Linked DNA regions of Homo sapiens: region 1 is linked to region 2. A link is a loop called in an ENCODE intact Hi-C map of the cell type or tissue named here. Cell type or tissue: K562. All regions are shown on one strand. Each heading gives the region's core, and the rest is flanking DNA. Links, peaks and the distances in the headings are about the cores only. Region 1 holds the start of LOC105374614 (a long non-coding RNA gene). Region 2 has its middle 35 kb from the start of MIR4277.

Region 1 (11,976 bases), core at 2,537-10,536, 53 kb after region 2:
TCCCAGAGTCTTTATCATGTTAAACTCAACAATGCGTCTCACTTGCATCACATGTGGATAAAAAATAATGAGAGACAGTTATTTCATCCTGTGTTCTTCCTGAATTCTCTACTTTACTACTTCTATCCCTTAGGGTAAAAAAAAAATTCAGAGAACATTTAGGGTAAAAATGGGAACTCCCTTAATCCCCCCAAATGTGGTAGACAGACCAACATTGTTTTTCATTTCTGCATCTACTCTCCTTTCTTTCTTTCAAGTTCAGAGCAAGAATTGCCACCATGTATTTAGGAGTGGTTCCTCCTTTCTTCTGGGCACTTTACTCCTTCTGTCTTGCATGTCTAGTCTCTCAGTTCAGAAGCTCAGCCTGCCTTGCTGGAAAGACTTTGATGTCCTTGTCTTCTGGGTCAAGCCTACGCATTGTTCATGACTACATCGAAGGGTCCTTTCGCTATTAGGCTGTGGGAATAATACCTCTCACCCTGGACAGGTCTTTCAACTGCAGACCCAGCACCCCTGTACAGACTTGGACCATGACTGATAATGGTCTTTTTCCCATGGATGTTTTCACTTTGTCCATCTCCCTCCATTCAGCTGAGACTTCTTTTGAGCAAGAACTGCTTGTTTTCCTCAGCACCTTTGGTGCCTCATGTAACACCTGACATTGATGAGCTGCCATATAGATATCAGAGGAATGTGGAAATAAATTAATGAATTTTTTTTCTATGATTACATCTAAACTTCTGGACCGATGTGTGATGAAGCAGCAGGAGCAGGATGTGGCAGGATACAGAAGGACCAGGAGATGCTGTCAAAGGAGGACAAGACGCTGGGGTGTTTGGGCTGGAGAATGCCTAGGTGGCCAGCAAGTGATGCTCAGATCAGGGGGAGGCCACTGCAGCTGGAGCATCTGTGCAGGCTCTTGGTAGGAATCTTGTGTGGAGCCCTTCGCTTATCTAATGGTGGAAAAGATTACCTCCAGGTCTCTATTGAACGTGAGAGTCAGGATCCGTGGGAGTGCCTGGGAGGCCACTGTCTCTCTCTCTCCAGTTCATCCTCCTTTTGATAAATTAATCTTCTTAAATACTTCCAGCATTAGTTTACTCCATTGCTCACAACCCTCCAAACATGCTGCATTGCCTTTTAAATCAAACCCCCATTTTATAAAAGCCCTCCATGAGAGTCAAACTTGTTCCTGTGATTCCCCTGGTCCCCATGTGCCAAGGCCATTCTGAGCATGGCCAGTAGCTTCCGTCAGCTCCTGCCTCCTCCACTTGCTGTGAGCCTTCTCTTGGGAGTCACCAGGGATTTCCAAGTTAACATATCCAAATCGAATACATGACCTTCGGGTTGTTGGGTTGGGAGAAGGCTTGAATTTGCCCCCACGGGCAGTGGATGTGTCACAAAGTGGCAAATTTTCCACCTCTGGAAGCGTCCAAGTAGAGAACAGACTACCGTCTCCCGCGAGTGCTTGAGAAAGCTGGCGGGGGCATTTCACCTCCCAGAGGCTCCTCCCAACGCCAAGCTTCTAAATTCCTGTGAGTTTCAACAATCTGCTGGCATAGATCAATCAGTCAAGTTAAATCAACCAATCATCTCTTTCGTGTGTACTGGCATATTACCGCTTCCACCTCGGCTGCCCAAATAAGACCCCGAGACATCTTCACCACGGCCCCTTCCTCCTGCCTGTCTGCACGGTGCCTGGCTCCCCATGAGCCCCACGCTGTCTGAGGGAGGGCAGTGCTCACTCATCTTTATGCACCTGCTAGCCACCTTGGAGCAAGCACAGTGCAGACCCTCAATACAGGCTCAGGACCTGTGGGAGGCGGGGAGGTCTTCAGGGAGATACAAGGAAAGAAGCATGTCGCGGGGGCCAGCAGACTTTAACTTTGCCAGGCGGGGGTAGCTGCTTCTGGCACTTCCTTTGCCATCACTTCTGTCAGGGACAGGCTTTTGGAGACAATTATATGAAACCATACTTCCTTCTGTATTACTTTCCTGCCATTCCTCATAAGCTATATTTTAATTTTAAACAGCAATTTACAGGGTAATTCATTTACAACAACACAATCCATTGTGATCACAATGCCATACATTTATGTTTTAAGTAATTTTTAATGCTTGTAGCAGCTGGGTCTCTGAAAATAACTAACATTTTTCACCTTGTGCAGCGAGGGGAAGAAAAATTCTCTGCTCTTTAATTATAGAACCACCAAAGACAACATGCAGTGAGTAGGGCAGTTATAATTGCAAAATAAGAAATGGTTTGCTTGAGAACATAGCAGATCCTTCCGTGTCAACATGTAACTGCCAGGGAGAGCAGGTAAAGCCTGGAGCAGAACTGTGCCCACTCCAGGCTCACAAGCCACTGTAATTTTAAGTCAAATTGATTAACATAAGAAGCATTATTAGGAAGATGGAATTATAGAAAGAGTGGAAATAGTTCCCTCTAACCAAAAAGAGCTGTATTCAAAGGGCAAGAGACTGGGGTTTATTTCTGTTTGTCGTTATTAGAAATGCACACACAGCCTGTGCCACAGCCTTGCATGGGTGTGCAGCTGCGGCTGCCACTATGTTCCAAAGGGCAGTACCCTCAGAGGACCACCTGTGCCCTTGCCTACCTGTGTGGCTGCCACTATGTCTCAAAGGGCAGTACCCTCAGAGGATCACCTGTGCCCTTGCCTACCTGTCCACAACATTAACCGTTTTTTCTCTCTCTCTTTTTTGAGACAGGGTCTTGCTACGTTGCTCAGGCTGTAATGCATTGGTGCAATTGTGGCTCACTGCAGCCTCAATACCCTGAGCTCAAGACAGCCTCCTGCCTCAGCCTCCCAAGTAGCTGAGACTACAGGTGTGTACCACCACATCCAGCAGACTTTTTTATCTTTATATTTTTAATTTTAAAGGAATCTATTTGCAGAATACTTACTGGCTAATTTCCAAATTTTTTGTAGAGATGAGGTCTCACTATGTTTCCCAGTCTAGCAGGGAACTCCTAGGCTCAAGTAATCCTCCCATCTTGGCCTCCCAAAGTGCTGGGATTATAGGTGTGAGTCCTATACTTAGCTGCCATTTTCTTTTTTTTTTTTTTTTTTTTGAGAGTAAAAACTGATTTTTAGTTGTGCTTGATTCAGTTCTCGATAACATGAAAGATCCTATAGTAATAGAAAATTTCACATTTCTAATATCCATTTTTATGGTTCCATTTAAATTGAATATTGGTAGTTTTTATTATTGAAACTTTATATCATGCTTAATCAACTTTTATTCTAACTCTTTTGACACTAATTTTTACCAACTTTTATGTCCTGGTTTTGTAATTCTTTACTTATTTGCTGTTTTTAAATGACTTATATTGGATGAGCCTTTCTAACTTTAACCTTTTAGAACCTTTATAACTTTAACCTAATTGGCATCTCTTGTATTAAGTTTGTTTATTGGTTTAGGCAGAAACTGCCTTTTATTTTTTTTATTTTTATTTTATTTTATTTATTATTATTATACTTTAAGTTTTAGGGTACATGTGCACAATGTGCAGGTTAGTTACCTATGTATACATGTGCCATGCTGGTGTGCTGCACCCACTAACTCGTCATCTAGCATTAGGTATATCTCCCAATGCTCTCCCTCCCCCCACCATTTTCTTTTTGAATTAAGATGTTCTGGGAGTGATTAAGCCACCTGTGCTCATATGTAAGTAAATCCCTCATTGCTCACCTAGCATCAGAAGTGCGAGGCAGGACCACACACGTGCCACGCAGGCACTGGCCTTCAACAGTCACGCCAACGTCCTCCGCCACAGACACCTCAAATCCAAGTCTTCATTTCTTCACGTTTTGCTGACATGCCACATGGAGGGAAGTCCATGTTGGTCTCGTTACCACCTAATGGGATGAGTGTCTCATCTCAAAAGAGCAGGCCCTTCCCGGGTCCCGTGGGGCTCAGCCCTGGACAGACGTGCAGCTCAGATCCCCTGGACAGGGTGCCGGTGGCTCCCCTCATCTCTGCCTTTTCCCCTCCCATTTTAACTTACCCCCTAGAGAATTATGTTAAGATAAAGTGACATACACCTGTGTTCCTTGCCCCCTCCCAATGGCACACTGCGCTAGGCCCATCAGAACTAGAGGAAGGAAACAGAATGTTTGGGAAACTCGTGCTGGTGACTGGAGGAGTTCTGTCCAGCCTCGCCTTCCCTCTCCCTCCCTCCCTCCCTTCCTCCCTCTCTCCCTCCCTGCCTCTGTCTCTTCCTCTGTCTCTCTCTCCCTCCTCCTTTCTCTTTTCCTCACTCCCTCTCTCTCCTCTCTCTTCTCCTCCCTTCCTCTCTCCCTTTCCCCTCCTCTCCCTCTCCCTCTTTCTCCTTCCCTCCTTCTCTCTCCCTGTCTCCCCCTCTCCTTCCCTCCCTCCTTCCTTCCACCCCTCTTCCCCTGTCTCTCCCTCCCACACCCCCTCTGGGTGGCGTCAGGTTGGAATCACACAGCTCACCTGGTTTGCCTGCTGGGCACCAGGCTGGCGGGCATAGTGTGGTTCTCCCATGGTGACCAGGCCCAGCGCGTCTCTTTACTGCGTGAAAGGCCTTCCTCTATCCAGAGGTTTATAGACCCCGCCTGACACTGCAGAAATGTAATACGAGCCACCTGTGCATGGTTTGTGAGAAGAAACAGGTGAAATTAATTTTAATGATGTATCCTTTTTAACTCATCATCTCCAAAATATGATCACTCAACATGTACTAATATGCAGTTGTTATTGAGCTATTTCACATTCTTCTTCTTATTTTATTGATTTATTTTTTGTACAATCTTTGGAACCTTAGCACCCTTAGTTCAAATGGCCACATTTGGCAGGCTCGGGAGCCATGGGGCTGGTGATGCCGCGGTGGGCAGCTGTAGACCCTGGAGGAGAGTGAGCCTAAGCCAGGCCCAAGCCAGTTCAATGCCTGCTTGATTAAGTAACTCACCCATAGCTAATTCCAAATGTGGCAGAGAGGCCACCAGAGTGTGGCTTGGGTGTGAACCACAGTAACCCCACCAATGAGCTTGTGTGAGGAGCTTCTTTGCAGAAGTGGTGAGGACGGGGCCCGTCCAGGCCTGTCGGTGGCCCTGCTACTCGGCCATGCCCACCCTGCACCACTGGGTCTGCCCAGGCCCTGCTCCTCGGCCATGCCCACCCTGCACCACTGGGTCTGCCCAGGCCCTGCTCCTCGGCCATGCCCACCCTGCACCACTGGGTCTGCCCAGGCCCTGCTCCTCGGCCATGCCCACCCTGCACCACTGGGTCTGTCCAGGCCCTGCTCCTCGGCCTTGCCGACCCTGCACCACTGGGTCTGTCCAGGCCCTGCTCCTCGGCCATGCCGACCCTGCACCACTGGCCGTCTCGTGACTGCACCAGTGTCACTCCAACATGAAAGCCGTGGGCAGACAATTATGCACAGGCCACCTTTATCCTTAGGCCCCTCTGAGGGGTGTGGATTGAGTCAGGACTGAAGAAGGTGCATGTGATGCAGGCTCACTGTTGCCAGGCCCAGGGAGGACTCCTGCGGCATGGAGGAAGCACACAGTGTCACTGGGCCACCCGCTAGAAGCAGGAGGAGGCAGCTCTGCCCACGGCATCCCGGCAGCAGGGTGAGCAACACCTGAGCCCAGTGAGAGAATAAACTCACAACAAGCTGCATGATGCGGGTTTACTACTCACAGACGGGCAGCAAGGATCAAAAGAAGCCTCAAACTCATCATGAGCCGGTCCCCCAAGGCCTGAGAAAGCTGTCTGGGGCGCAGAGTCCCCACTGTGTATGCCCCATTTGCACCACAGCCGAGGGACCTTGGAAGGCAGCCCACCGGGTTCTACACCTCAGGGGCGGCGCTCAGAGGGACCTCCTGCTGCCGGGGAGGGAGGAGCAAAGTCTGCGTGGTCCCCGGTCTGCGTGGTCCCCGGCAGCTCCTCCCTGATCTGCTTACCTAACAGACCTCGGACGGCCTCAGGAGCCAGGGACACAGGCGCAGGCTCCCGCGTGCTCGCCGGCTGTGTTGTTAAACATCTTCATGCACCAGCCCTCCCGGCAGGCCCGGGCGGGCAGAGCAGCGGAGGAGTGCTCGGGTTCAGACCGAGTCAGGGTCAGCCTGCTGGTCCTCAACGCCGTTCCGGGTTAGTTCAGGTTGATTTTCCTCTCTGAGGGCAAGGCCACCTCTAAAGTTGGGAGGGACAGGGGCGGGGACGAGGCTCGGGCTGTGCTGGGCGGTTCCTCTGTATCTTGAGACGCTGCATTTCCCCGCCTGCTGCAGCTCCTCCCAGAACCGCCAGCAAGAAACCGAGAGCTGAGCTGGCCAAGGCCATCAGGGCCGTCCACTGTGGGTGGGAGACGCAGCCTTGCCACATGGAAGATAAACGAGGCCGAGCAGGCTCTCTCCCCTCCCCTCCCCTCCCCTCCTCTCCTGGTATACCCCGGCTTCCCCCTTGCCCTCAGCCCTGCGTCCCGGGCATGGCTTCCATCTCCAACAGAACACAAGGTCGGAAGCCCTTCCCCCGATTTGAGGTTAATGGCACTTCGGTGTTTAGGCTCCTTCTGGCTTTGGCCCAAGCTTGGCAGGTGGGCCTCCCGCCTTGCTCTTCTTGGGGCCTGACAGGCTCACCGGCATTGCAGCTCCGTCAGGGACAGAGCCCACCATCTCCAGAAAGCCAGCCCCTACCTGAGAGCTGCAGCCCAGCAGCACGCGAGGACCCTGCATTTCTTTCCCGCGGTTGAGGGTGAGGGAGTGAGTGTTCAAGGAGGAAGGCCGCCCTCGCCCCCTAGAGCCCTGCCTTCCTCTACACGCCCACGCGAATTCCTAGGCGTACGGGTTTGTTTGGATGGTGGAGGGAGACAGGGCCCGTCAGGAGGCACTCTTGGGGAATCGCGCAGCCATACAACTTTAGAGCTGGCCTTGGCTGGGAGAGGAAAATCCATCTGAACTCACCCGGAATGGTTCCGAGGACCAGCGCGCTGACCCTGACTCTGTTAGTGCCTGAGCCCTCCTCCGCCGTTCCGCCGGCCGCGGCGTGTGGGGAGGGCCGGAACCTGAGGACCTGCATGAAGACATTTAAGAACACTGCTACGGTGCATACAAAAGCCTGCGCCTGTGTCCCAGGGCTCTGGAGGCCTTACAATGCCTGTGACCTGCGTCAGACTGACGGCTTCATCCAACAGAGCAGGGGAGCACCAGAGGAGGGAACCTGTGTGCAAACACTGCATTCCTGGGGCGCACGGTCTCGGGGCCGGCTGCACACACCACGCTCAGAACTACTCATTGTCATGGGGTCACTGTGTCTCCCAAATGCATATGTTGACGTCCTAACTCCCAGCGCCCCCAAGGTGGCTGCATTTCTACATAGAAACTTTAAAGAGATGATTAAGGTAAAATGAGGTCATTGGGGTGGCCCCGATTTGCTAGGTCTGGTGTCTTAATAAGGAGACAAGGACACAGACATGTACAGAGGGACGGCCCCGTGAGGACACAGGGAGAGGACACCATCTGCAAGCCCAGAAGAGAGGCCTCGGAAGGAACCGGCCTGGCCACCCCTTGACCTTGGACACCAGCCTCCAGCACGCTGAGGATGAGCTGCTGTCATTTCAGCTGCCTTGGCTTCGGTGCTTCTCCAGGGCAGCCCTGCTAACTCATGCTCACGGCTAGTTCTGGGGTTGGCAGATCCTGCGGATACCTGTAGACACAGGCATGTGTTCAGGCTTGAGCTGGGTGGGGTGAGGGGTGAGCAGCCATAGAAGGAAAAGGCAATCCTCTGGACACACAAACTGTGTTTTCTCTCAAACCCAAACACTCCTACAAGAAGGACAGTCGGTATTAGGATAAAGGCCTCACCACATCCCCCCTGGTTTTCCTCACAGCAAGCTCGAGATGTGGGAACCGCTGCACCCTCCACATCAGGGAACGGACTGAGGGAGGAGGTGACTGTCATCCTGGGGCCTCACGTGGCGCAGGGCCGGGGCTGAGCCTCCCGTTGTGGGGACCTGGACCCAGGGCCTCTCTTGGGGTCTAAAACTTTTGAGGCAAAGGAGATGCAGAGATGCCCATGCCGAGACCCAACAGGCCACAGAGGACTGACTGGTGCTCAGAATTTGATCTCAGAGATCCCGGTGACTCTGGACCTGAGGTTGCGTGAGATCCCCTCCCCTGTGCCAGGTCTCACTGGTGCAGTCATCGTTTAACTTCTGGGATCTTTACAGTATCAGGAAATAACTACGGAAGATAGTCTGAATTGTTGGGCAGCAGAAAACCACCAAAGTTAAGTTAAAAACAAAGAAGAAAATCACTCTCAGAAATGCATTGTGAACTCTCCACCATACCCAGTACCGTCTAACATTTTGGCCTGAATGGTTGATGTTGGTGATTTACAGTCCAAGCACCCATCAGCTGCCAAGGGAGCCCTAGAGGGGACTGCAGTCCCCACGGCCTGCTTACAAAGCAGGGAAACCGAGGGCCCCACGCGGGGGCTTGGGAACAACCCATGACGGAGCCCCTCCTCCGCGGTCGTCTCTCAGGCCTAGGCCTGCTGGGCCTGGACTGTTCCCTCTGCTCTGCTTCTCCAAGTCTCCCGCCTCACACCTGCCTCGGCGGGTGCACAGGTGGTCTCAGAGCTGACGTCTGACCACACCTCTCCCGGGGGCGTTTCTGTCCCTGCTCACAGGTGCATGAGGATCGGACTCCGCCTCCCATCTTGGTTTCGAGTGAAGTGACGGCTGAGCCAAGAGCTTGCTTTCAGCTTTAGTATTTCCGCAATGAAAAGACAAGAGAAAGCTCTGTGCTCTCCCAGGGCGTCCGCTGGGTGGGAGCCTGTGGCTCCAGCTGCTCAAAGACGAGCCTTCAACTTGAAAGTTCTGCAGCCTGGAAATTGGGAGAATGTTCCCTCTGGAAAATTTCCTCTCACCACGTTTTCCTTCCATTTCTTTTGTCTCCATATAGCAGTCCAGGAAACCGGAGAAAACGGGGCAAAGAAAAATAAAATAAAATGAACCCAACATGCAGGTTCCCAACATTCTTCCTTTAAGCACTATTAATGAGAATGAAATGTGATTTTCTTACAATTTGATTCATTCAATGTGTGTTTCTTGGGCAGTGCTCTGCGCTAGCCCAGGTGCTGAGGTCGGAGAAACACTGCAGTTACAGCGGAAGTCGGGGTGACCCCACGGGCTCTTGGTAGCACCTGGCTGAACACACAAGGGAATGATGTTGACGCGGGGACAGGTGACGGCACGTGCCCTTGGTGTGATTCTCCCGTTTCTTCCCTTGCCTCCTCTGGTGAACGTAAATCCTACCTAGAACACTAAATATCCAGAAACAGACCCTACCACACTGTAATCTATTACTCGTGTAGAACAACGCACAGTAGGCCTGTCCTGAAATTCTCTCCAGAATAACCATTACTTGATTAGACATGGAGTCATAAATGGTATTTTAGCATTCTTTGTTTTATTTATTTTTTATTTATTTTTTGAGATGGAGTCTCACTCTCTTGCCCAGGCTGGAGCGCAGTGGCGTGATCTTGGCTCACTGCAACCTCCGCCTCCCGGGTTCAAGCGATTCGCCTGCCTCGGCCTCCTGAGTAGCTGGGATTACAGGCATGCGCCACCACACCCAGCTAATTTTTGTATTTTTAGTAGAGACGGGGTTTTGCCATATTGGCCAGGCTAGGCTTTCTTTGTTTTAATGAAAGAGTTCTGACTCTGGGACCTTGGAGAGGCAAGCCCAGGCCCACTCTGTGTCACCACTGGCTGCTCCATTCTCCTGCTTGTCATTGATATATGCGGCGTGGAAATAAAGGGAGCGCTGGTAACACAGAGGCGGAGTAAACGCACATTAAGGAGCGCCGGCCCGCGTGCCCTTATCTGCATGTGCAGGTCGGCTAGATCCATCACTGCAGGGGCGGCCGGCTCCGGATCTCAGACCCGCCGGAGGCCGGGAGGGAGGAGCAGAGCGAGGAGGACGCCGCGGACCGCGCGCTGAAATGCAGCCGGTTCCATTTAGAAATTTCTGTTGGGGGCAGGGGCAAAGTATCTATAATAATTTTAAGGACATTTCCCAAATGTTTATTTAGATAAAAGATAGATAACGGTCAAGCTCCCGAACCTGCGGCCCGATAACGAGGCTTTATTAATGACCTGCCATATGCGAGGGCTGGGTAATTAAAGTTTTTCCCCCAAAGGAAGAGAGTGGACAAATTTATTTGATGGTTTGATAACCAGGGACACTGGTTGAAAACTATTGATATAATCGGAGCTCATTCGATTTCCTCGCGACAGCCACTCCTATCAGCTAATTTCACCTGTGAATAGTTAATTACCCCGGATGCATATGGACCGGCCATTAATAACCTGGACTGTCACCGCTCCTTTGTCACCCACGTGTGCCTTTTATCTCCTGAATCTCCTTCTTCTTTTTTTTTATTCCTTCCCATTCTCTCTCTTAAAACAAATGCTTGGGAAGACAGATGTGAGCTGTAAGATTCCGCGGCTGTGTTAGAGGAGGCGCCGGGGCCTGGGTGCAGAACGAGTCTCCAAGTGCCGCGTGAGCGAGGGTGGGTGGCTGGAGCTCCCGGGCCAGCCCGGGCGGAGGCGCTGCCTCCAGACCCAGCCTGTGTGCAGAGGGGCTGGCGGAGCTCGGACGCCGGGCTCGCTGGCCTTTGCCGATGGACCTCGGGTGTGTCCAGGCCGGGCGAGGGCCGGCAGCTCCAGTGAGGCGGGACCTCACTCTATCTGTGTTGTGCATCCTGTTCGAGTTTCTGGGTCCCGATCTTGAGCAAGCCAACTGACCTCTCTGATGTTGGTTTGCTCAGATGTAACGTGCGGTTGACAGCGTCTATGCTGGAGCACGTGGCGGCTTAAGAGCAATAGGTGAAAGGGGTATCTCAGAAGACGCCCTCAGGACACGGGGATGCCATAGGCCTCGGGTGGTGGAGGGTGCCCCGGCTCCGAAGGGCTCCTGAGCCTGGCAGGCTGGCACCCGCGCGTGGGCTGGGGCTCACTCTAGCTGTTCCCTTGGCGCTTTTATGGATGTTCACAGAGTGGGGTGAACTGCTTCCCCCACATTTTGCTTTTCAGGGCTATGTGTCCTCTGTGACCATGGCTGTCCTGGGATCCAGTGGGATCTCCCTGCTGGCCCAGCAAGGAGGGTGGGCTCAGAGCAGGCTAAGGTCAGGGGGAAGGGAAGCCTCATTGTGCAGACAGATGCTCTCTGCAGGGGACGCTGCTCACTGGAGTGTGGAAGATGGCCAGAGATGGGGAGATAGGGTGGGGACAGGAGGTTCCTGAGAGCTGCCCCTCCCAGGGGAGGTGACCACAGAGGGGACTTTGTCATCAAGGGAGCCCATCTGTGTCCACAGCAGACAGGGCTGGTGCTCCCCAGCAGGCGGGGGTCAGAGGCAGGTAGAATCAGGTAGGAGGCAGGCAGCCCTTCCTCCAGGACCCTGTGCGATCCGATGGGTCCTGCACTTCCTTCCTTTTTCTCCCTGTTTTCTGCCTGTCTCCCCCAGGGTTGAATTCCCTGAAGCTGAGCAGAGCTTCCCCTGCCTCGATATCCGCCCACAGCAGGACCACAGGGTTGCAGCAGGTGCGCAAGGAAGGCTGGAAGAATCAATGACCTGTGGAGGAAGTGTTTGCTCAGTGACTGGCAGGATGGAGCCGCTGACTTTAGGGAGGATGCGGACCATCCAGCCTCGTGGTCGTCCCTTCAGAGACCTCCAAGCCCATTTCTGTGTCACCAAGCGGAGGAGTGCTTCATGAGTTTGGGTGTTCAATCAAGGACACTTTGGGGCCCCTGGAGGAAGAACAAGGCGGGTAGCGGGCAGCCCAGGGCATCATTCTAGTTTTGAAAAGTTCTCTGATGGATTCTAACCCGCAGTCAGAGCCATTGACCTTCTCTAGAGGACAGCACTAATTTTCAAACTCGGTGGCACTTTGGAATCCCCCCACCCCATCCCCGCCCCGAGAAGCTT
Region 2 (11,976 bases), core at 1,653-9,652:
GGTCTGAGGGTCCGAGCGGCTCCCGGAGGTGCGGGCGGAGATAGGAGACCCCCCCCGAGCCTGGGGGGGGCGCAGGAAGGGGGCGCGCGGGGCGGGGGCGCGCAGGAAGGGGGCGCGCGGGGCGGGGGCGCGCGTTCTCCCTCCGGGCAGCCTCGTGGGCGGTAGATGCAGCCAACGCGTCCGTCAAAGCGGTTCAGGGGCGCTGGGAAGAGGCGGCGGTGACCCCGGGACGGCAGTGGGCCCGACCGAGCCTCAGTGGGGGTCCCGCGTGTACGCTGGCCTCGCCCTCCCGCCTCGCTTCTGGGCTTTTGCTCCAACTCTCAGCCGCCGTGGAGATCGCAGGGGGCGTAGGGCCAAGCCAGGGATTCCGCTGTGCCCCGGGCTCGGGAGAGGTGTCCCGGGAGTCTATGGCAGAATTTCCCCCTCATCCTGCGCTGGGAGAGGGGTCTCGCCCCGGATGGAACTCCGCGTTCCCACCTCCAGGTTCTCCCCTGACCTCCACTTCTGTACCCTGGACAGGCGGGTATTCTCCCCGGCCCTGGAGGCTCCTGTCCCCCAGCATTTGCGCGGCCAGGCCTGGCGCTGGGCTCCCCACCCCCAGCCCTCAAGGGCACGAGCTTGCAGAGAAATCTCTGGGTTTGGAGGCCTGAAGTCCCCCTTGGGGCCTGGGTTCCCTTTTGCCCTGTCTGCAGGGCGCTCTGCAGGTTTCTCGCGGCCGTGGGTGATCCGGGGGGTTGTGGCCCAGCCTGGGGTTGTGGTGAAAATGGGCTTTTCAGTAGGGGTTGGGGCAGTGCCTGGAATAACCCGCAGTGCTCACATCTGCCTGCGGGGACCTTCTGCAGTCTTTCTGGCCACCCTGGGGGCGAGGGCAGGACAGGGCTAGGTGTGTCCTCCCCAGCCTGGCCTCTGCCTACCTTGCAGGTGCAGTGAGCTCTCCTGCCTGAGAGAGAGCAGGTGTGCAGGGAGGCGTGGGGGCTGGCAGGTGTGGGGGCTGCGTGCTGCGGCTGTGTTGGGGGAGGGGGTGAGAGTGTGACTCACGGAGCCCCGCCCGCAGGAGAGGGTGGCCTTGACAGGGAAGAGAGTGTGGGGGTGTCTAGCCAGTGAAGACAGCAGAGCGGCAACAAGCTCCGAAAGCTGGAAGGTCGCTGTTGGCCTCGGGAGAGGAGGGCCAGCGCTGGGGACCGTGGGACACAGGAATCCCGCAGCGTGTTCTGCGGGTTAGAGCTGTGTGCAGAGACCCAAGCTTGTCGAGGGCAGTGAGCAGCTGTGGAGGAAATGTCGAGGCTCCCACGTCCCCACCAGTGTCCCCAGCTCCACGTTGAACCCCTCTCTATGATGAGGTGTCTTCCTGGATGGGTGCTGTGGGCATTGTGAAAGGAAAATAAGTCTGGGGTCCCCACATCACTAAGCTAAAGGGAAGAGTCAAGTTGGGAACTGCTTAGAGCAAACCTGCCTCCCTTTCTATTCAAAGTCTCCCCCTGCTCACTGAGATGAATGCAGATCTGATTGCCTCCTTTGGAGAGGCTCATCACAAGCTCAAAAGAACGCAGCCATCTGTCTCTTACCTACCTTTGACCTGGAAGCCCTTCCTCGAGTTGTCCCGCCTTTGCTTTGAATTGTCCCACGTTTCCAGACCAAACCAATGTTCATCTTACACATGCTGATTGATGTCCCATATCTCCCTAAAATATATAAAACCAAGCTGTGCTCTGACCACCTTGGGTACATGTCGGCAGGACCTCCTGAGGCTGTCACAGCTGCGCAGCCTCAACCTTGGCAAAATAAACTTTCTAAATTGAGACCTGTCTCAGAATTTTGGGGTTCACAGCATGCAGCCAGCAGACCTGGTGATGAAGGAGGCTAAGATCTGGCCACATGAATCTGAGGCTCATGTGTATCTGAGGCATGATGAGCCAGCAGGGTGGGGACAGGGTTTGTGCAAGAGAGCTGGGACCCTGAACTTGTGGGCTTGTGTGAGTGCCAGAGCTGGGGGCATGGTGAACCATGCATCCTGGGTATGTGGCAGTAGGGCAGTGACTTCCCTGGCCCTCTACGCCTCTGTAGGGCCTCAGCTATCTGGTAAGGGCTGTGTCTAAGACAGACCCCTGACCATGGTCCTGCCCAGCCTGTTCCCGTGGACCCTGCCAGCATCAGGATTTCTTGGCTGCCTAGTCAAGTGCCATACCTCTCAGAGGAGAGGACAGGGAGGGGCCTGGGGTCTACAGAAGGAGGCTTCAGCTAAAAAGAAGACTTGTGCCACAGAGAACGGCACGGCAAAGAAAGCCGGGGGCACCAAGCTCTGAGGACGCACATCTGCAGAAGCCCAGCAGCTGCACACCGGCTCCCTCCAGCCCTTTCCACAGCACACAGAGAGCCGGGGGTTCCCAGGCCTGGAAACAGGACAGAGTGTGGACCCCCTTTCCTCAGGCCAGGGTTTGCCTTGTCACGTCCATTGTGTAAAGCTGAGGATAAGGGTGAAGGGTAAGGGCTGAGTACTGTGGAGGCCCTGTCCATCAGCACTCTCAGCTTGAGGAAGGTGATGAGCAGGGCCCACCCCCCATTCACCCCTAAACCCCACTTGTCTACCTTGGACCTGGACGAGCAAAGCTGGCTCAGGCACAGGACTCCCTGGGTGTTTGAAGCTTTCCACCCTCAAGCAGGGGCTGTGAGCATTGCAGGCTTGCCAAGCACAGATGTGCACTGCACGGAGTGGGAAGGAGACAGTGTATAGAAATCTTCAGCCAGATTCTGTTCATCGCAATATAAAGATGGCCTTGTGCTCAGGACACATAAGTCACAGGGAAAGTTCAAAAGCTGAGAATGTAGGTGTCTACTTTGGAATTCTATTATCTTAGGTAATATCTAAAAGCAAGACAAATGCTTACAGCAGGCTAGCAGCATGAAAGAAAAGTGAAGCTTCTTAAGGAGAGTTGGGATGATGACATACTGTGGTCAATTTTTAATGCTCTTACAAAGGAAAAGAAGCACAGACAATAAATAGTGCCAAATGCAGTTAGTCACACACGTGTGTGGCTCCCACATGCACATGCACTCACCCCATCAGCTGACCTGCCCACCATCCTGGGAGTCTAGTCTGCAGCTGAAGGCTCATTTGCAAGAGGAAGAGGTTCTGGTGATGGTGACTCAGCTACTTACAGAAAAGTCTTGATCACACATTGAGACATTCATGACACGTTTCCATATTTCCAAATCCATTGTCATCAGGTACATAATTAATTGTAACATTGCTAACTCTGGAAGAAGAAGGAGTTTCCATAATTTATTCATAAGACGAAGTCACCTGTTTGAAGAGCCTTGAGATACTCCATTGAGGGGCTCTCTTTTAAGCATCACTTCTCCTTCCCAAATGTTGGAGGACAAAAGAACTTTCCTTTCCAAATTTGGAAACAGTAGAACTTAATCCTACCTGAATGTGTTCTCCCTTCCTGGGACCAGTGAAAGTACCCAGGTAGAAGCAATAAAGGTTTTCTGGGAAAAGTAGACCCCTTCTGATTCCTGATTCCTGAGAGATGGAAGGCGGGTGGGAATGTGGGTATCATGGGGTGGATAATCGGCTCTTCTGCAACCTTTTGGGACTCCTCCTTGGGCCAGGTTTGGCTCATACATCAGCCCTGTAAGGGGGCCAAGAGAGAATTCTGTGTTTGGCGTGCAGAGATAGAGATGAGGGTGTTTCATCGCCATTGTTCAGTGAATTGCCCAAGCATGGACTGCGTGGTTAGGAAAGATAGAGAAGCTTTGTATTCCTCTGTGACATTGACCAGTAATGTCATAAACCTGAGCTGGAAGAGTTTTCTTGATTTCATGCTTGAGGTACCAGGCACAGCATCTGGCCGCAGCACCAGAAGCACCAGCTCCTGCCCAAACAGGCTCAAGGCCTCATAGGTTGAAGTTGGAGGGCATTTCTGTTTTCATGAGCCAGCCATATGCTGGAGAAACTTAGGGTGGCTGATGGATTTCATTCATGGCGCTTCTCTTAAAGTGATCGCTTGAAAACGGATGGTGCTGTGTCCATGGGAGGCACCCCAGGCCTCCCAAGTGCTGTTGCAGAGCAACTCCCAGAGTCTCGGGCGAGGGGCGTGGCTGCCCTGTGACGGTGGCATCAATCCCCATGTTAAAGCATTAAAAAGGACTCGTACGTATTATCGCCACTAAAAAAACTTGTCACTAAAATTTACTTTATAGTAGTTTTATTCTTATGCTTTCATGTATGAACCGTTGTCAAATGTTGACCCTCTAGTTTTTAAATTTGATTTAATTTTATATTTCCAATGCATGAGGAAGATCACCCGGGCTCTCAACATATTTTTCCTAGTGTACTCCCGTGGCGTGATTGTAAATATTGGGAAGCTCTATGTCTGGGGAAGACAGCCCTGATCTGCAGTGTGCGCTGACTTCCGTGGTGTTAATACCCCCACCCTGGCTCATTTCAAGCTGCTGACATGACGTCTGTGAGCGAGGAGTGGAGATTAGGGGTGTGCGTGGGGTCGCTCAGGGGCAGAGGGGCTGTGCCACCCCCAGCTTCACGGGCAGAGAGCTGCTTAGACTCGGGTGACGTTCAAGCCCCACCCATAACTGCAGGCCCCGGGGACATGTCAACTTTTCTTTTGGTTACAGGGGAGCCTTGTTTTTCCAAAAAAGGACTGACCATAGGAAATCTGACAGCATCAGCACAAGTCAACATTATCCGGGGGTTGAGGGAACAAAGTAGTCGGCCCCACGGGGGTGAGTAAGGAACCATCACTGCCCTTTGCCACGCAGTGTAATTTTTATTAGCTCATTCACCATCACTGAAAAGTAATTTATTTTTTTAAAACAACATAGTAGATTGCAAAGAGTCTGGTGTTTTGGGGTGGTCAGACGCACCAGGATTAAAATTCGGGTTCTGCCATCTAATAGCTGCTTGACCTTGAGAATATGACACGAAATGCCCAGCCCGGAATGCCTGCCTTTCCTGGTGCTGCGAAGGTCATTAATGCGAGCGCCTAGCCCGGGCCTGATGTGCATCCACACTCGGGGAGCCAGCTTGCATCTGCATCTGCCTTCTTCCCCAGGGCCTTGGACAGCTTGCAGAACTCACTCAGAGCACCTAAGAAGGATGTAAATCCCTCCCTTGCCGCCAGGTGCCTGGTGGAGGGGAGTGATGGGTATAGAGGTGTCGGGGAGAGCGCGGGGTGTGGTGCTGAGTGGTCTCTCAGTGGGCTAAGAGCTCAGGGCTGCCCGAGGTGCAGGGACCCCCGGGGCAGGAGGAGTCATAGCCGCTGTGTGTGTGATGTATGCAGTGGGTCTTGAGGTGGGGGTGGCATCCGCCAAACGGGGAGGGAGGGCTACGCTATGATAAAGAGTTCGAGGTTTATTTTTCAGATAAATGTTTGGGATTTGGGGCATATCTTATAAATGTTCACACAGAAACCAACGTGGTTCTCTTTTTTTAAACATTCAAGTATGCGAGAACAAGAAGTTTAGGTGTGAATTCCTCAAATTCTGAGCAAAACATACTGAGATGAGGAAATGGTATTTCACTTTTCTGAGAGGTGTTTTTCATCACTCAGTCACTGTGACATACCGTGGCTTGAGGCGAGCAGCAGGCGGCAGCCCCTGCAAACTTTAAAGGCCGGGGAGGGACACACAAGGCTGGTGAGGGACACGGAAGGCCGGGGAGGGACATGGAGGGCTGGGAAGGGACATGGAAGGTGGTGAGGAGCACGGAAGGCGGTAAGGAGCATGAAGGGCCGGGGAGGAGCATGCAGGCCGATTTGTCCTGTCTTCTGCCACTCCTCGGCCTCCCGTCCTAATCCATCTCCCCACCTGTCCTGACACTTCCGTGCCACCCTCTGGTGACATGCAGGGAAGCCCGTGTGAGTTTCTTGGTCTCAAGCTCGGGTATTCCCAGCAGCTCTTCCTTTTCGCACGCTTGTTTGGCGCCCTCTCACCTTCGGGCGGCCGTCTCATGTCTCTTAGCCTGTGTCCTAAACGTCATCCAACTGTAATCAGAGCAGCTGGAGTGAGTCCAGGCCTCGCCACTGGGAGAACCGAGCAAGACGTTATCTCACCCAGACCTCAGCTTCCTCATCCACAAAAGACAAAGTAAAGTTTCTAACATACAAGGAGTTTGTGGACATCAAAGTTAAAAAATGAATTATGAATTTAACAGAAATATCCCCTTTTATGAAATACTTTTGAACTCTCTAGAGAAATAAAGTCCTTTTTCAATCCCACTCTCACTATATATATATATATATATATGTTTGTTTTTTGAGACAGGGACTTGTTCTGTGGCCTGGGCTGGAGTGCAGTGGTGCAATCACAGCTCACTGCAGCCTCCATCTCCCGGGCTCAAGCAATCCTCCTGCCTCAGCCTCCCAAGTAACTAGTACTACAGGCACATGCCACCATGCCTGACTGGTTTTTTTTTTTTTATTTTTTTTGTAGAGACAGGGTCTCACTAAGGCTCGTCTCGCCCAGGCTGGTCTTGAACTCCTGGGCTCAAGTGATCCTCCCATTTCAGCCTCCCAAATTCTAGGATTACAGATGTGAGCCCCTGTGCCCCGCCCTGTCTCCACTCTCTCTCTCTCTTTTTTTTTTTTTTTTTTTTTTGAGATGGAGTCTCCCTCTGTTGCCCAGGCTGGAGTGCAGTGGCACGATCTCAGCTCACTGCAACCTCTGCCTCCCAGGTTCATGCGATCCTCCTGCCTCAGCACCCCCTAGTAGCTGGGATTACAGGCGTGTGCCAGCATGCTTGGCTAATTTTTGTATTTTTAGTAGAGATGGGGTTTCACCATGTTGGCCAGGCTGGTCTCGAGCTCCTGACCTCAGGTGATCCACCTGCCTTGACCTCCCAAAATGCTGGGATTACAGGCATGAGCCACCGTGCCCAGCCACCTCCACTCTCTTTGTATTCTGAGTAACCTAGAAACACACAGCTTTGTACAACTAAGACTTCCTAAATACAGGCCCTTAAGGAATCCAGAAATTGCAAGTATTAAACATGGATTATAAAATAAAAAATTAAGAATAGTCTTAAAAATATCTGCAGGAATCAGGAAAATTTTTTAAAAATAGATAATTTGCAAAATAATTAAGTAGAATTTCCAGAAATAAAATGTTAAAAAATAGCAAAAAACCTCAATAGATGGGTGTAACAGAAAATTAACACAACAGAGAAGAGAATTGGCAAATTGTAAAATCAGCTAAAAATATTCCCCAAACAGAAATATTTTAAAAGGACACTATAGAAGAAGAGGTAACTTTCCCAGGAGGATTTAGGAAATAACAGATTTGTCTAATGAAAGAAGGGCTAAGAGAAAACGAGGCAGATAAAACATGTGAAGAAATGATGTGCAGAAATTTTTAGAGACACCAATACAGACATTTAAGAATCCCAATTATCGCAAGAAACATTTAGACAAGAGGAAATCCATCCTTAGACACATCAAAATGAAGCTTTAAAACAACAAAGTCTGAGAAAATCCTAAATAGGAATCAGCAAAAATAAAGATTAATCGTGTTCAGTTTGCTTTGAATCCTTGAACATATTCATAAGAGCTTTTTAAAAGTGCTTCCCTGCTAATTCCACCACCTTTGCTATTTCTGTTGACAAAGAAATGTTGCTAAGGTGGGACAAGGAACAACTATCAGAGGTGGCACAGGGCTGGGACAAATTCAAGTTCTGACCAGGCAGGGTAGAAATACTTTGTTGAATGCCTAGGACTTTTAGTAAAGATCCCAGAAAAGGCATACCTTAGTATCAGGGCCAAACCAGATCTAGGGTGAAGGCTAATCTATCTCCAACTCTATAAAGCCTAAATCAACCTTCAAAGAAAGCACCTGGACCACGAGGAAATTCACTTCCTTCTGGGGGAAATGTCCTCAACGTGTACTAAAGGAAGGCAGTGAGATGCAGCCACTCAGCAGCGTAATAGTCACAATGCACATCACCCGATAAAAATTATTAGGCATGCAAAAGATCAGGGAAACTTGACCCAGTCCATGGAGAAAAAGATCCAGAAATGACAAAGATGATTAAAATAGCAGATAAGAAATTGAAAATAGCAGTTAGAAATAGGTCCAAGAGGCTGGGCGCGGTGCCTCATGCCTGTAATCCCAACACTTTGGGAGGCCGAGGTGGGCAATCACCTGAGGTTGGGAGTTCGAGACCAGCCTGACCAACATGGAGAAACCCTGTCTCTACTAAAAATACAAAATTACCCAGGCATGGTGGTGCATGCCTATAATCCCGGCTATTCAGGAGGCTGAGGCAGGAGGATCACTTAAACCTGGGAGGCAGAGGTTGTGGTGAGCCGAGATTGTGCCATTGCACTCCAGCCTGGACAACAAGAGCGAAACTCTGTCTCAAAAATAAAATAGAAGTAGATCCAAGAACTTAAGGAAAATTGCACATAATGAACAGGAAAAAAACTATATGAAGAAATAGTATTACAGAGATGAAAAACAAAATACTATTTCTTTACAATAAGTATAAATAATACTAATATAAATATAAAGAAATAATATTACAGAGGTGAAAAACAAATACAGATGCCACTTCATTGTAAGTTGAAAATATTGTAAATAAAAAATGCAGTAAATACACCTAACCACCAAATATAATAGCTTAGCCTAGCCTACCTTAAATGTGTTCAGAGCACTTACATTAGCCTAAAATCATCTAGCACAAAGCCTAGTTTATAATAAAGTCTTGAATATCTCATGTAATTTATTGAATACTGTACTAAAAGCCAAAAAAGAGAAGGGTTGCTTAAGCACTCAAAGTCCGGTTTCTACTGATTATATACCATTTTTACACCATCGTAATGTTCAAAAATCAAGTTAAACCACCATGAGTTAGAGACCTTCTATATGAAATAAAAAGTTACCTAATGGGCTTAAGAGCAGACTAGAAACTGCAGAAGAAACATGAACTTGAAGACTGATCAATAGAAATCATCCAAACAGAAGGAACAAAACTTTTTTAAAAGGCTGAAAAAAGATCAGATTTTCTTTGGCTTGTGGGCTAATATCAAGAGGCCTAACGTGTGTAGTGAGAATACAAGAAAAAGGGAGAGAGCAGAAAATATTTGAAGAAATAATGCCTGAAATTTCTCTGGATTTGGAGAAGATATATACCCATGGATAAAGAAACTCAAAGAACAAAGAAAATCACACCAAGGCCCATTTTAATCAAATTACTGACAATGAATTATAAAAATAATAATCTTAGAGGTAGTCCAGGGTAGGCAAACATATTACATACAGAATAACAAAGACAGAAATAATGACTGACTTCCCATCAAAAACAATGTAAGACAGAAGACAATGGAATTCCAACCTGAAATGCTGATTTAAAAAAATGTTTTTAATTGATGCATGATATTAATACCTGTTTATGGGGCATGTGCTATTTTGATGCATGCATAGAATATGTAATGATCAAGTCAGGGTTCAGAATATCCATCACGTCAAACATTTATCATTTCTTTGAATTGGGAACATTTTAAATCTTCTCTTCTAGCTATTTTGAAAAATGCAACATATTGTGTTAACTATAGTCACCCCACTGTGCTATCAGACACTAGAACTTATTTCTTCTGACTGTGTGTTTTTGTGCTCATTAACCTCCCACTCTTCATTCACCCTGCCAATCTTTCCCAGCCTTGGTGACTATCATTCCGCTGTCAATCTCCATGAGAGCCACTGTTTCAGCTCCCACATATGGGTGAGAACATGTAATATTCCTTTCTGTCTGGCTTATTTCACTAAACACAGTGACCTCCAGTTCTATCCATGTTGCCATGAATGGCAGGATTTCATTTTTTATGGTGGAATAGTATTCCATTGTGTGTATATACCACCTTTTCTTTATCCATTCATCTGCTAATAGATACTTGGTGTAATTCCATATCTTTGCTATTGTGAATAGTGTTGCTGCTGCAGTAAACATAGGGGTGCAGATATCCCTTTCATATACTGATTTTCTTTCCTTTGGATAAATACCCAGTAGTAGGGTGGCTGCACTAATTTACATTCTTATCAACAGTGTGTGAGTTCCCTTTTCTCAACATCCTCACCAGCATTTGCTATCTTTTGTCTTTTTTTTTTTTCTTTTTTGAGACAGGGTCTCACTCTGTTGCCCAGGCTGAAATGCAGTGGCATGATCTTGGCTCACTGCAACCTCCACCTCCCGGATTCAAGCGATTCTCTTGCTTCAGCCTCCTGAGTAGCTGGGATTACAGGAGTGTGTCACCAAGCCCAGCTAATTTTTGTATTTTTAGTAAAGACAGTGTTTCACCATGTTGGTCAGGCTGGTCTCAAACTACTGACCTCATGTGATCTGCTCACCTCAGCCTCCCAAAGTGCTGGGATTACAGGCATGAGCCACCATGCGCAGTCATCTTTTGTCTTTTTGATAATAACCATTCTAACGGGGATACAATGATATCTCATGGTGGTTTTGGTGTGCATTTCCCTGATGATTAGTGATGTTGAGAATTTTTTCACATACCCATTGGCCATTTGTGTGTTTTCCTTTGAGAAATGTCTATTCAGATACTTTGTCCACTTTTAAACAAAATTATTATTTTTGCTGTTGAGTTGTTTGAGCTCCTTGTATATTCTGGATATTAATCCATTGTTGCGTGAATAGTTGGCAAATATTTTCTTCCATTCAGCAGGTTGTCTCTTCACTTTGTTGATAGTTTCCTTCGCTGGGAGCAAGCTTTTTTAGTTGAAAATAGTCCTATTTGTCTGTTTTGGCTTTGTTGCCTGTGCTTTTGAGGTTTTAGCCACACAATCTTTGCCTAGACCAATGTTCCAGAGCATTTCCTCTATGTTTTCTTCTAGTAGTTTTATAGTTTCAGGTCCAACACTTAAGTCTGTAACCCATTTTGAGTTGAGTTTTGTATATGGTGAGATATATGGTTCTAATTTCATTCTTTTGCTTACATATATCCAGTTTTCCCAGCACCATTTATTGAAGAGAGCGTTCTTTCCCCAATATATGTTCTTGGCACCTTTGTCAAAAATCATTGGGTGAAAATATGTGGATTTATTTCTGGGGTCTCTGTTCTGTTCCATTATGAAGTATTCTTGACTAGTATTCTACAGTATTCTTGACTAGTAGTTTTTTTTTCTTTTAACACTTCTGTATTATGTTTCATTTAGCTATTTGTCTGTTTTTATACCAATACCATACTGTTTTGGTTACTTTAGCTTTATAGTATATTTTGAAGTCAGATTGTGTGATACCTCCAGCTTCCTTCTTTTTGCTCAGGATTGCTTTAGCTATTTGGGATCTTTTTGGTTCCATATGAATTTTATAATTGTTTCTTCTATTTCTATAAGAATGTCATTGGTATTTTGATAAGGATTGCATTGAATCTGTAGATTGCTTTGGGTATTCTGCTTGTTTTAACAATATTATTTTTCTGATCCATAAGCATGAGATGTCTTTCCATTTGTTTGTATCCTCTTTAATTTCTTTCATCAGTGTTTTGCAGTTTTCCTTAGAGATGTCTTTCACCTTCTTCATTAAATTTGATTACTTTATTGGTTTCTCTTTTGGCTGGCTTGTTATTGTTTATAGAAATGATATTGATTTTTTTCTATGGATTTTGTATTCTGAAATTTTAATTCATTTATCAATTTTGAGAGTTTTTTTGCTGGAGTCTTTAGGTTTTTCTAAATATAAGATAATATCTTGTGCAAAAAGAGATAATTTGACTCCCTCTTTTCCAATTTAGATGCCTTTTATTTCTTTCCCTTGCCTGATTGCTGTAGCTAGGAATTCCAGTAGTATGTTGAATAGGAGGGGTGACAAGTGGGCATCCTTGTTTGTTTTAGTTCTTGGAGGAAAGGCTTTCAGCTTTTCCCCATTCAGCATGATGTTAGCTCTTGGCTTGTCATTTATGGCCTTTATTATGTTGATGTCTTCTATGCCTAATTTGTTGAGAGTTGTTATCA

What was found. Hi-C counts contacts between places; a loop is a spot of excess contacts. Peaks named below come from ENCODE experiments on the same cell type or tissue, not always from the same donor. Only the 100,000 strongest peaks of a DNase experiment are listed, where the experiment ranks them.
Region 1: a loop joins it to region 2, with 2.3 times the contacts of the local background. A loop is called at or near these places in 3 of 110 quality-filtered maps.

Annotation. Positions count from the first base shown.
Region 1 is chr5:1,719,169-1,731,144 of GRCh38, forward strand. LOC105374614 (a long non-coding RNA gene) reads right to left here and starts at 6,216. Exons shown (of 4, transcript XR_925684.3): 1 at 5,952-6,216; 2 at 4,480-4,631; 3 at 3,715-3,881. In K562, for the core only: no CTCF peak of the experiment used is centred there; DNase peaks (open chromatin) are centred at 6,233 and 9,903; H3K4me3 peaks cover 624 bases; H3K27me3 peaks cover 5,883 bases.
Region 2 is chr5:1,667,497-1,679,472 of GRCh38, forward strand. No RefSeq gene overlaps it. Among named protein-coding and RNA genes, the nearest start is that of MIR4277, 35 kb to the right of the region's middle. In K562, for the core only: no CTCF peak of the experiment used is centred there; a DNase peak (open chromatin) is centred at 6,025; H3K27me3 peaks cover 3,789 bases.